2 separate regions of the Mus musculus genome follow, and region 1 is linked to region 2. A link is a loop called in an ENCODE intact Hi-C map of the cell type or tissue named here. Cell type or tissue: left cerebral cortex. All regions are shown on one strand. Each heading gives the region's core, and the rest is flanking DNA. Links, peaks and the distances in the headings are about the cores only. Region 1 overlaps Gm50590 (a long non-coding RNA gene). Region 2 overlaps Rap1gap2 (RAP1 GTPase activating protein 2).

Region 1 (5,380 bases), core at 315-5,314, 61 kb before region 2:
TGTGGGGGCTCACTAGACACCTGTACACATGATGGTTGATGACAGGGGTTCAGGAGGCTCGGAGTTCCCAAAGGCAACACATTTCCAATCCTACCTTATCATGCTGAAGGGAGAGGTGGTCTTTAAGGACTCAGACCTAAAGTTTGGTCTGGAATACCTCACTCCATTACAAGCCAAATATTTACTTTCTTGTTGAGCCAAATTTCTACAAGGCCTTAATTTTGCTTTTAAACAAGGCGTTACTATGTGTGTAGCTAGCCGGGCGTGGTGGCGCACGCCTTTAATCCCAGCACTCGGGAGGCAGAGGCAGGCGGATTTCTGAGTTCAAGGCCAGCCTGGTCTACAGAGTGAGTTCCAGGACAGCCAGGGCTATACAGAGAAACCCTGTCTCGAAAAACCAAAAAAAACAAACAAACAAAAAAAAAACTATGTGTGTAGCTCTTGCTGGCCTGGAACTCTATTGCTTCATAGACCAGGCTGGCCTTGAATTCACAGAGATCCTCATGCCTGTTTCCTGAGTTCTGAGTATAAGGGTGTGCATTACCATCTCAAGATTATTTTCTCTTCTTCCTTCCTCTTCCTCTTCTTCTTTTAAATAAGGTGTCACTTAGTCCTAACTGGCCTTGAACTCATTTTGTAGCCTGGGCTGACCTTAAGCTCCAGATCCTCCTGTTTTAGCCTCCTGAGTGCTGGCATTACATGCATACACCACCACACTCAGCTCTCTTGTAAATCTCTTAGGCTTAAGTGGACTTGGGTGTCAATGAATAAAAACTTTAGCTTCTCATGGCAGAATTGAAAGTCTTAGCTGTTTTGACTGGCACTTTGTATTTAATAGGTGCTTGTGTTTTGTTCGAACCTCACATGATCTGTAGTTTGTAGCTCTGCTCTAGGCTGGTTTTCAGCATGCGTAAGTAATTTCTGGTTGGGAAGGCCAGTGGGTCCTGTTCTCAATTCCTTCCTGCCCTTACAGGACAGCATTCCTAAGCTGTGAGGGTCTCCTGTGGGGATACAGATTATGATAAACTAACTAATGCACTCAATTGTATGAGGTATCAGAACTTTAAAAAATGTTTTCCGTCTCCAAAAGACATGGTATGAAAGAATCTGAAACTCTGATATTAGCTATACTACCTCTAGCAGCTGAATAATTCTAGAAAATTCTAGAAAACTCTTAGCTTCTCTGAGCTCCCCCTTCTTCTCTTCCTTTTCCTCCTGTTCTTTTTGCTTGTTCATTTTGTTTTGTTTTTGAGACAGAGTCTGACCCAGAAGCTAAATTGTTCTTGAACTTGTGGTAATCTCGACTCAACTCTGGATTGCTGGAATTATAGGCATAAGCCACTGTACCCCCGAACCCTTAGAATCACACTTCTTCAATAAGCTGGGAAGGACAACATCTATCAACAGGATTCTCAAGCCAGGCGGTGGTGGCGTACACCTTTAATCCCAGCACTTGGGAGCCAGAGGCAGGTGAATTTCTGAGTTCGAGGCCAGCCTGGTCTACAGAGTGAGTTCCAGGATAGCCAGGGCTACACAGAGAAACCCTGTCTCCAAAATAAAAAACAAAACAAAACAACCCCCCCCCCCAATCTCAAAAAGTATCTCAAGGGATGGCTGGAGAAATGTCTCAGTGGTTAGGAGCACAGGCTGCTTTTCCAGAGGACCCTGGTTTAGCACCCACATGGCAGTTTACAATCATCTGTAACTCCAACTCCAGGGGATCTGATGCCTTCCTCTGGTATCCCCAGGCACCAGACATGCACATAGTGCGTAGACATTTGTACAGGTAAAACACGTATATGCTTAAAATAAAAATAAAAATATAAGGGGCTGGAAAATGGCTCAATGGTAAAGAGCACTGGCTGCTCATCCAGAGGTCCCAGGTTCAGTTCCCAGCACTTACACGGCAGCTCACAGCCATCTGTAACTCCAGTTTTAAGGAAACTGACACCCTCTTTTGGATATCACGGGCACCAGGCATGCAAGTGATACACAGACAGACAGACAGACAGACACTCTTGGGCAAAACACCTATACACATAAAATGAAATAAAAAACAGAAATTTCAAAATGTTGTGAGGTGAAGTTCAAATGTAGTGTGTGTGTGTGTGTGTGTGTGTGAGAGAGAGAGAGAGAGAGAGAGAGAGAGAATGAGAGAGAGAGAGAGATATGTGGAAAGGATTGCTATGACCAACTCCCAGATGTTCTCCTTGCCCTGGATAAAGATGAGTCCTGGGACTCTGGCTTTTAGCAGCTAAAGCAAACAGCCATAGGGACTTGTTTGAGTGGTAACCCTATTCCATCCAGGCTGCAACCATGAGACAAAATGTGTTGCTTACAGAGTCCTTGCATCTAACCAGGTTCAACCAGGACCCACTGGATATGAGAGTCCTCTACAGCTGCCCTATAGAAACTCACAACACATTTGCCTGCAAAGTCCTAAATAACATATAAGAGCACCCAAGCAATGAACAGCCCATCAAAGAAACTGAAGTCAGGAGCAGGAGACCACCATGAAAGAGCCAGGACCTGGGCTCTAGGGCTGGGTTTCTTAGAGCCGTTTCCTTGGAGGAGCTGTAGAACCCATCAGCTGCTACACAGTAATAGGAGCAAAGCTGTGTGCACAGCAGGGTGAGGTTGGAGGAGGCCTAGAGACATCGAGGAGGTCATTCTGCGATGACTGTGCCCACAGCAACAGTGACAACAATGAACATTTACAGAGCAATATGTGTGTGCCAGAGAATCTGTTAAATACTTAAAAATTTCCTGCTTTTGAAGTTAAGTTCATAGCAAAGTGAAAGAAAAAGCACACAGAAGTGTATAAGCCACCTTAGAATAGAAAGTATTCTGAGCGAGGCACTTTATCTATGCAGGTTCCTCTAAACTTTGGAAGATTCCTATGGCAAAGGCAATTCCTATCTGCAGATGGAGAAAAGGAATCTGAAAGGAGATTACCCAAAACATCACATTGGGGAAACAGCAGAGCCTGGGTTACAGCCCTAGTCCACCTAGTGGTAAGAAAGCTTAACCTGCAGCAGCAGCATCGGGCCTCCCGGAGATATGAACCCGGCTGTGGTTGAAAGCACCATAGTGGTGATGGGCAAAGTGTGCAAGGACTTGAATGCCTTCAGCTCTAACTTTCTTGAGTCTCTGATCCATCCTGGCCCACCACTAGCTCGTCAAGAGGAGATGGCAGTAGTGGTGGTGATCATGATGGTGATGATGGTGGTGATGGTGGAGACTGTGATGATGACAATGATAATGATGGTGATGATAATGATGGAGATATGTGTTCTAGATCAGAGTTGAGTCTCAGACTCATCCCTTTGACTTCAACCCTGTCCATGAACTCCTCCATTCAGGGCAGGTGGATCAGGAGCTTCCACCGTACCTTTTCCCATTCTTACACATGCATATCATTTTTCTATGTTTTTTATTCACCTCCCACCCCACAACCTGGTGTTCACTTGACTGAGCTCTATTTAAAGAATCCCACGGTGTCCACCTGCCTATGCCTGGAATCACTCAATTTTAGGTCAGTATCTTTGCTCTTGGACAACTGATTCCCAAATTCTTGGTGCTCTAGTATAAACATGGTCTTCTTTCTTTCTTTTCCCAATTTTCACTAGCTTCATTACACATAATGTATCTCTTCCCTTAGGTATACCACTTCTTACTTCCATTTTTTTTAATGTCTTTTGAGATGGAGGTTTCTCTATGCAGCACTGGCTTGCCTGCCCACCTCTGCCTCCTCAGTGCTGTGATGAAAAGGTATAGCTACTAATTCTACCCTGACAGATTAAAAGGCACAGCAACAAAAATAAAGCTACTAGAGTATTACTTTTGTGTATTGTCAAGTTTCGCCTTTCTTTTCTTTTTTTGGGGTGCTGGGGACCAGCCCTAGGGCCTTGGGCATGCAAAGCAAACACTCTACCATTGAGCTGCACATGTGACCCCTCTTCTAGGGTTTTCATGAACATGATGGTTTACATAATTTTCATAGTACGACATTTTCAAGTTTTACTATGACTTTTGTTTATGCATCTATACTATTGTGGAAGCATTCCCTTCAGAAGGGAGGCTTATAATATGGAAGAAGCTAAAGAAATTTAAGAGTTCCTGGAAGTTCCTGAAACTTACAAGATTCACAAAACCTCTCCTTAAGGTTGTTGAAGCAGTAACAATTGCCTCGGCAAGAAAACTCTCCCATTAGCCAAGCTGTTTGCAAGTGGTGCAGGGCATTTCAGGTGAGTTTTCATAAGTTGTGACCCACGCACCTGTAAGTAACTCCTCCCTTATGGTCACCTAAAGAGCCCTGGGACATTCATTGGTTCACTAAGCTAGACTTAGGTGGGATTACTTCTTTGGTCTGTTGGTGTCCTCTCTAGGGTGAGGAGAATTTTTTTTTTTTTTAAATACCTTCACTGGAGAAGTCTTGCAATCCTGCAACCTCTTCATGACAACTGTTACACACTTATGCATGAGGGGGCATAAATGTGTGAGGAGTGGGAGAGTGTGCTTGTTTGAGGAGCACATGTGGAGACCAGAAGTTGTCAGGATGCTTCCCTTAGTCTTCTCTCCACCTTGTAGTTTTCTTAAGAGATTTACCTATTTATTTATTTATTTATTTATTTATTTAACTAATGCATATGAGTGCTCTATCTGCATGTATACTTGTATGTGAGAAAAGGGCATCAGATCCCATTACAGATGGTTGTGAATCACCATGTGGTTGCTGGGATTTGAACTCAGGATGTCTGGAAGAGCAGCTAGCAATGCTAATCACTGAGCCATCTCTTCTTCAGGACTCCACCTTGTCTTTTTGAGGAAAAGTCTTTTCATTGAACCTGGAGCTCATTTTTTGCTGTTTTTTTGTTTGGTTGTTTGGTTTTTTTTTTGTACATCTTTAACAAAGAATATAGGGTTTGCTGTAATTTCACCATCCAGGTAACAGGTGTGATTGTGTACATATTGTAGATAATTATTTTGCGTGCCTGTTTCTTTGTATTCCTGTGTGCACATGTGCATTGGGTGGAGGAAGCTGGGTGTTTTCCATTCTATCCCTTTCTGCCTGACTCCCCTGAGGGAGGGCTCCTACACAATCTGCAGCTGAGTTGGCAGCCAGCAAGTCACAGCCTCCATCCCGACTCTGCACCCTATCCCAAGCATCGGGTTACAGGTGCGTGCAGCCACACCCAGCTTTGTAAGTGGATTCTGAAAATTTGAACTCAGGTCCTCATGCTCCCAGGCTAGGACATCTTAGAGTAGGATGTACTCATAATTAAAACTATAATTCCCCTTCCCCCATCTTTAATGTTTGTCCCTCCTGCCTTCTTTTTAACTCTGGGTTTCTGGCATTCCAGGCTAGCCTCCAACTCAC
Region 2 (5,380 bases), core at 275-5,274:
CTTTCTCCTGAGAGCTCTCCAAGTGCCCAGAAGGCTCGCTCCTTTGACTTGTCTCTCCTCTCCTGGGTGACCAGCCTGGACCCTTCTCTGTGTAGGCTTTCTCAGTGCCTGTACTGCATTTTGTTGGAAGCTTTCTCGGCAGCCTGTATCAGCCCCACAGATACGAGGCATGATTTTGGTAAGCTGCCCAGGCTGGCCTTGAAGTTGCGACCCCCTTGCTGCAGCCTCTGGCGTGCCCAGACTGGTCTTGTTAATCTCACTGCTACCTTGCTGGAGGTCTGGAGTTTGGGCAAAGTCAGGACAAGTAACTTCTGAGCTAAGAAAGAGCATGGGCAGGCTTTGGGTTTACCTGTGGCTGACCTTGGCCTTGATGTGCTAAGCCCTAGCCTCTGCTTTTGCTTCTGCAGCTGATTCCCCAACCCTTTCCCCTTTCCAGTTCTTGTCCCCTCAGTGACTGCCTGATCATTTCCGGCTCTGTTCCCAGGCTGGCTCCTTCCCAATTAACCTTTCTCTTTTTCATATCCAGTGCTTCCTCCCTCTCCGGGCTGAGAAGCCTCTGACTCATGTAGGGCTGGTCCTCCTGTCTCCTAATTCAGGCCCATTATCTCCTGCCCAGACAGTGATGGCAGCCGGGAAGTTAATCTCCTCCCCCCTGTCTCTGCCAGCGTGATCAAGTCCTCAACTCAAAAGCCACTGAACTGTCCTGGTCTGGGGAGTCAGATGCAGGTATGCAGACTCCTTTAGCGCTTGTCTCCAGGAGCTGTTGTGGGGTCGACCCCCATCTCTGGTAGGGGTGAGGTTGGTAGTCATGGTCCTGTGGAGCTTGCTGGGCCTTCTCTTTGTGGAATGCTCATCAACTGTCTTAGGTTCACCGCCAGTAGTAAGATCCTTGCTTGCTTTCCACAAGGTAGTGACCTCCAACTGTCTGTGCATCTGGAGATTGTCATCTGGTGACTGAAAATTCTAATCACCAGCCAGGCGTGGTGGGCGCTACAAGCCTGTCCTCCCAGCTCTCAGAGGCTGAAGCAGGAGGATCTGAGTTCAAGGCCAGCTTGGATTACAAAGAAAGGCCTAGTTTCTGGGAAACAAACAGACAATAAACAATAAAGTCAATGTCAATGAAATCAGAGGCTTCTGGAGGAACCTGGCACCTGCACCTTCTCAGGACTCATGAATGACATTTGTAGGCAGTGAAGTTTGAGAACCCCTCTCTCCAGGGACTGACAAGCATGATGGTGGCCCATGGGTCAGGTGGGGGCTCCAGGTGGGTCTGTCACACTAATCCAGGGCTCCACTCTTCACAGTGGTCTGGATGGTCCCTGGGGGTGGGGTGGGGTACGGGGGCGGTGTCTGTCCTGGTCCCTGTAGGATGTCTAACAAAATCTCCGGATCTCTACCCACCTATTGCCAATACCACACACCTTCTAGCTGTGGCAAGGAAAACCATCTCCAGGTTTAACTGAACTTTTGAGGTCATAGCCTCCCTACCATCCATAAGCATGTGTGCAGAACAGGGTCTACCAACCAGTGGGTTACTTTGTAGATTTCGGAGGCAGGCAGTCTGGGTTTAAATCCTGTCTCCACCTGCTGGATGACCTGAAGCAATTTAGTAATCTCAGGTTCAAATCTCACCTCTGTCAGTTTCTGGATTTGCTTTCTTGCAAATATGCCTCCACCCTTCCTTTCCTGATTTAGCTTCCTTCACTCCTGGTGTACACAGCCACTGCTTCCTCAGCCTCCCGGAGCAGAGAGAGTTTCTCTGGTCAGGGGCACAGTGAATGCTGTCTCTATATGGCTTCTGTCTGCTCTTATTCCCCGAGGTCAGAGCCAGCAGGAGCTTTCTGCAGTGTTTGTTGCCCTGGCCAGGTGGCTTGCCTCCCTGCCTCTGGCTGATCTGTGAATAGGCAGGCTACCCACTGTGTGAGCCTCCGCCCCACACCCAACTCATTCTGAGAGGGTGGAGTGGGCGGAAATCCGCGCCTGGCAGGCCACAAAGCCACATAACTGACTTGCGGGGCCCTGCCCTTGGGGAGGAGGATGCTGACAGCAGCTGGCTTGGCCTGGGTGCTTGGCTGCCTTTAGATGCCTGTGGTAGACAGGAGCTGCGGCTGCAGGAGGAGTTTCACAGGCCTGTTAGTTACTGAGCTCAGGAGCTGGATTCAGGAGGTACAGCCCCACCTCCATTCTGCTATGACCAGTGTAGGTTGAATCAGTGGCTGGTTACTCTGCTGGCCAGGCAGATCAGTCCAGGGGCTGGGTTAAAAGGCAGCTCCTTGGGCCCCATCTGAGGGACTCCTCTTTATCACCCTTGGGTGGGGCTCAAGAAGCCTTGGTGTTTGTTACCACGGCAGGACGTGGTCCTTGAGGTGAGGTAGGCCACAGCTGCTTGGGATCTAGTTTGTTTAAAGGGCTTTCACCTTTGGGTCTGGGGAAGATGACTCAGGGGTTAAGAGCACCGGATACTCTGGCAAAGGACCAGGGTTCAATTCCCAGCATCTACATGGCAGTTTACAACCCTCTGTAACTCCAGTTCCAGGAGATCTAGTGTCCTTTCCTGGCCTCTCCAGGTTTCAGGTATGCATGTGGTACACAGACATACATGCAGGCAAACACTAATATACATAAAGTAAAAATACATTTTTTTTGTTTGTTTTTTTTTCTCTTTTGAGGGTTTCTCTCTGTAGCCCTGGCTGTCCTGGAACTCACCCTGTAAACCAGGCTGGCCTCGAACTCATAGTGCTCTGCATGCCTCTGCCTTCCAAGTGCTGGGATTAAAGGGTACACCTTGGCTAAAATAAGCAAATACATATATATATTTTAAGCTCTGTTCCCACAGTGCAGATCCAGTGGTCAGGTTCACATGCTCTGGGTGTACTTAGGGAAACCACACAACCTTCCTGTGCTCCAGTTTCCTTACCAGTGAATATTAATAGTGCTACACACGGTGCTGCTGTGAGCTTTGAGCGTGATAGCTCAGGAGAAGCGTGGAGCACGGTGTCTAATCATAGTGCTTCTGGTGGTGTACAATAGTCCTGGGCTGTGTGATCGCATACAGAACCGCACGACATGCCCACAGGACTGTAAACACCCCCACGGACCCACCAGAGCAAGCTGGATTGATGTGCGCATCCACTCACGTCTACCCGATGACGACAGAGGTCACTAGACAGACAGGAGGCGCTGGGGGTAGACGAGTGTGTGTGTGTCTGTGTGTGTGTGTGTGTGTGTGTGTGTGTGTGTGTGTGTACACAAAGCCCTGAGGACTGGGCCTTTCTCTTACATGCTGGTATTATTCCCAGAGTAGCAGCACCTGGGCTGAGCTCTAGGAGCCCAAGGTGCCCCTTGTTTCCATAGCAACCACTGTGTGGCAAACAGGAGAATGAGGGGGAGGGAAGATGGAAAGCCTGCGCTGCAGGCTTCCAGGGCCTTCCTGCCTTCTGAGCTGGCTTCCTTGTCTCCTCTAAACTCAGGACTTCCCCTTCCTTCTCTCCTCCCTCCCTCCCTGCCTTAGGTAGTGCTGTGCTAGGCATCTGGATACTTGAGGCCCAAAACGGATGGACCATTGCTAACAGTTCTGATGTGGATCTGGAACTTAAACCTGGCCTCGTGCATGCCAGGCAGGTGCTCCAGGGCTGAGCGACACCCTCAGCTGACAGCTATCATTTTAATCTAACATTCACCAACTCTTTTCATTTTAATATAATATATATAATAGAAAAAGTTTCCTCCCTCCCTTTCTCCTTCCCTCCCTTCCTTCCTTCTTCCCTCCCTCTCTGACTCCCTCTCTCTCTTCTCCCTTCTGACAGAGTCTCACCTAGCCCAGTCTGACCTTAAACTCATTATGTAGCTAAGAAAAACCTTGAACTTCTAACCCTCTTCTTGCCTCCACGTCCCAAATGCTGGGATTACAGGCTTACGCCACCATGCATGGTTTATGCAGAGTGGGTGTCCATGCTAGGAGCTACATTTCCAAAACATACCTTGTTAGCCCCTTAGGTGCATCGCTCAGTGGTATTAGGCGCTCGAGCCTTGCTGTGCATCAGTGTGCACTTTATTATCGTAAATGGATCTCTGCACCCACTCCATAATAGCTCTTCATTCCCTATCATCTTCTTTCCCATGGCCACTTACTATAGAGGCTTCCAGATCCATTGGTGTTGCAGCATATGTCAGAATTTATTTTGTGTGTGTATGTATGGTATGTTCCTGTGTGTATGGGGACCAGGGTAGTATAGACGTCTGTGTCTCTGTGTGTATGGGGCCAGGGTGGTATAGATGTATGTGTTCCCCTGTGTATGGAGGCCAGGGTAGTATAGATGAATATGTTCCTGTGTGTGTGGAGGCCAGGGGTAGTAAGAATGTATATGTTCCCATGTGTATGGAGACCAGGGGTTGATGTTTGGTGTCTTTCTCAGCTGCTCTCCACTCGACTACTCTCCAGCTCATTTATTCCTTTTGTTCCCCTTAGTTTTGAGACACTCTCTTATTGGCTTGCCACTTCTGCTAGATTGTTTAGTCAGCGAACCACAGGGACCTCTGTCTGTGGCTCCTCAGGACTGGGATTACAGGTGTGCACTCCAGTCACACACACACACACACACACACACATATCACATGGATGGGGATTGAACCCAAGTCCTCATGCTTGTTTGGCAAGCACTTTATAGACTGGGCCATCTCTTCAGTTTCATACGATTAGAAGTAATCTGTGGGTTTTGTGTATGTAATTGACCTTTCTGGGTTTCATATCCAGATTCAACCTACCTTGGATTGAAAATACACATAGTTTTGGACAGAGCCTCACCATGTAGTCCTTGCTGGCCTGGGTCTTGCTCTGTAGATCCGGCTAGCCTAGGATTCATAGAGATCCACCTGCTCCTGTCTTTTGAGTGCTGGGCTTAAAGACATACACCATCATGCCCAGCAATACATATGTTTCAAACCGTACCTGCATTGCACAGGTGCAGGCCCCTTTGCTTGCTCTTATTCCTGGGATGACACAGGGTAACTTTTGCTTACACAGTGTTGCAGAGTGTTAGACATCATAAGTAATCCAGAGAAGATGGGCTTCATACAGGAGGATGTGTGGACTCCATGTGGGTACCAGTCCATTCTGGATAAGAGACTTCAGCATCTTTGGATCCTGACATCTGTTGGAGTTGATCCTGTCCTTTGAGACTACTATTAAAAACTCACACATGTGCCATCCTTACAGATGCATACCTTTAATCTCAGTACTCTGTAGGCAGAGGCAGATGGATCTCCATGAGTTCGAGGCCAGCCTGCTCTACTAGTGAGTTCCGAGACAGCCAGAGCTACATAGTAGAGATGCCCTGTATCAAAAAAATAAGTCATGCATGTGACATCCTTTTGACTTTTT

Evidence for each region. Peaks named below come from ENCODE experiments on the same cell type or tissue, not always from the same donor. Only the 100,000 strongest peaks of a DNase experiment are listed, where the experiment ranks them.
Region 1: it touches region 2 in a loop (2.2-fold over the local background); 2 of 42 quality-filtered maps call a loop at or near these places.

The regions. Positions count from the first base shown.
Region 1 is chr11:74,613,391-74,618,770 of GRCm38, reverse strand. Gm50590 (a long non-coding RNA gene) reads left to right here. Exons shown (of 3, transcript XR_001780261.2): 3 at 1,258-2,136. Among named protein-coding and RNA genes, the nearest start is that of Ccdc92b, 3.5 kb to the left of the region's middle. In left cerebral cortex, for the core only: a CTCF peak has its summit at 3,017; a DNase peak (open chromatin) is centred at 5,107.
Region 2 is chr11:74,552,828-74,558,207 of GRCm38, reverse strand. The region is part of intron 2 of Rap1gap2 (RAP1 GTPase activating protein 2); the gene reads left to right. Among named protein-coding and RNA genes, the nearest start is that of Rap1gap2, 35 kb to the left of the region's middle. In left cerebral cortex, for the core only: no CTCF peak of the experiment used is centred there; DNase peaks (open chromatin) are centred at 928, 1,956, 3,140, 3,346 and 1 more place; H3K4me3 peaks cover 307 bases; H3K27ac peaks cover 3,680 bases.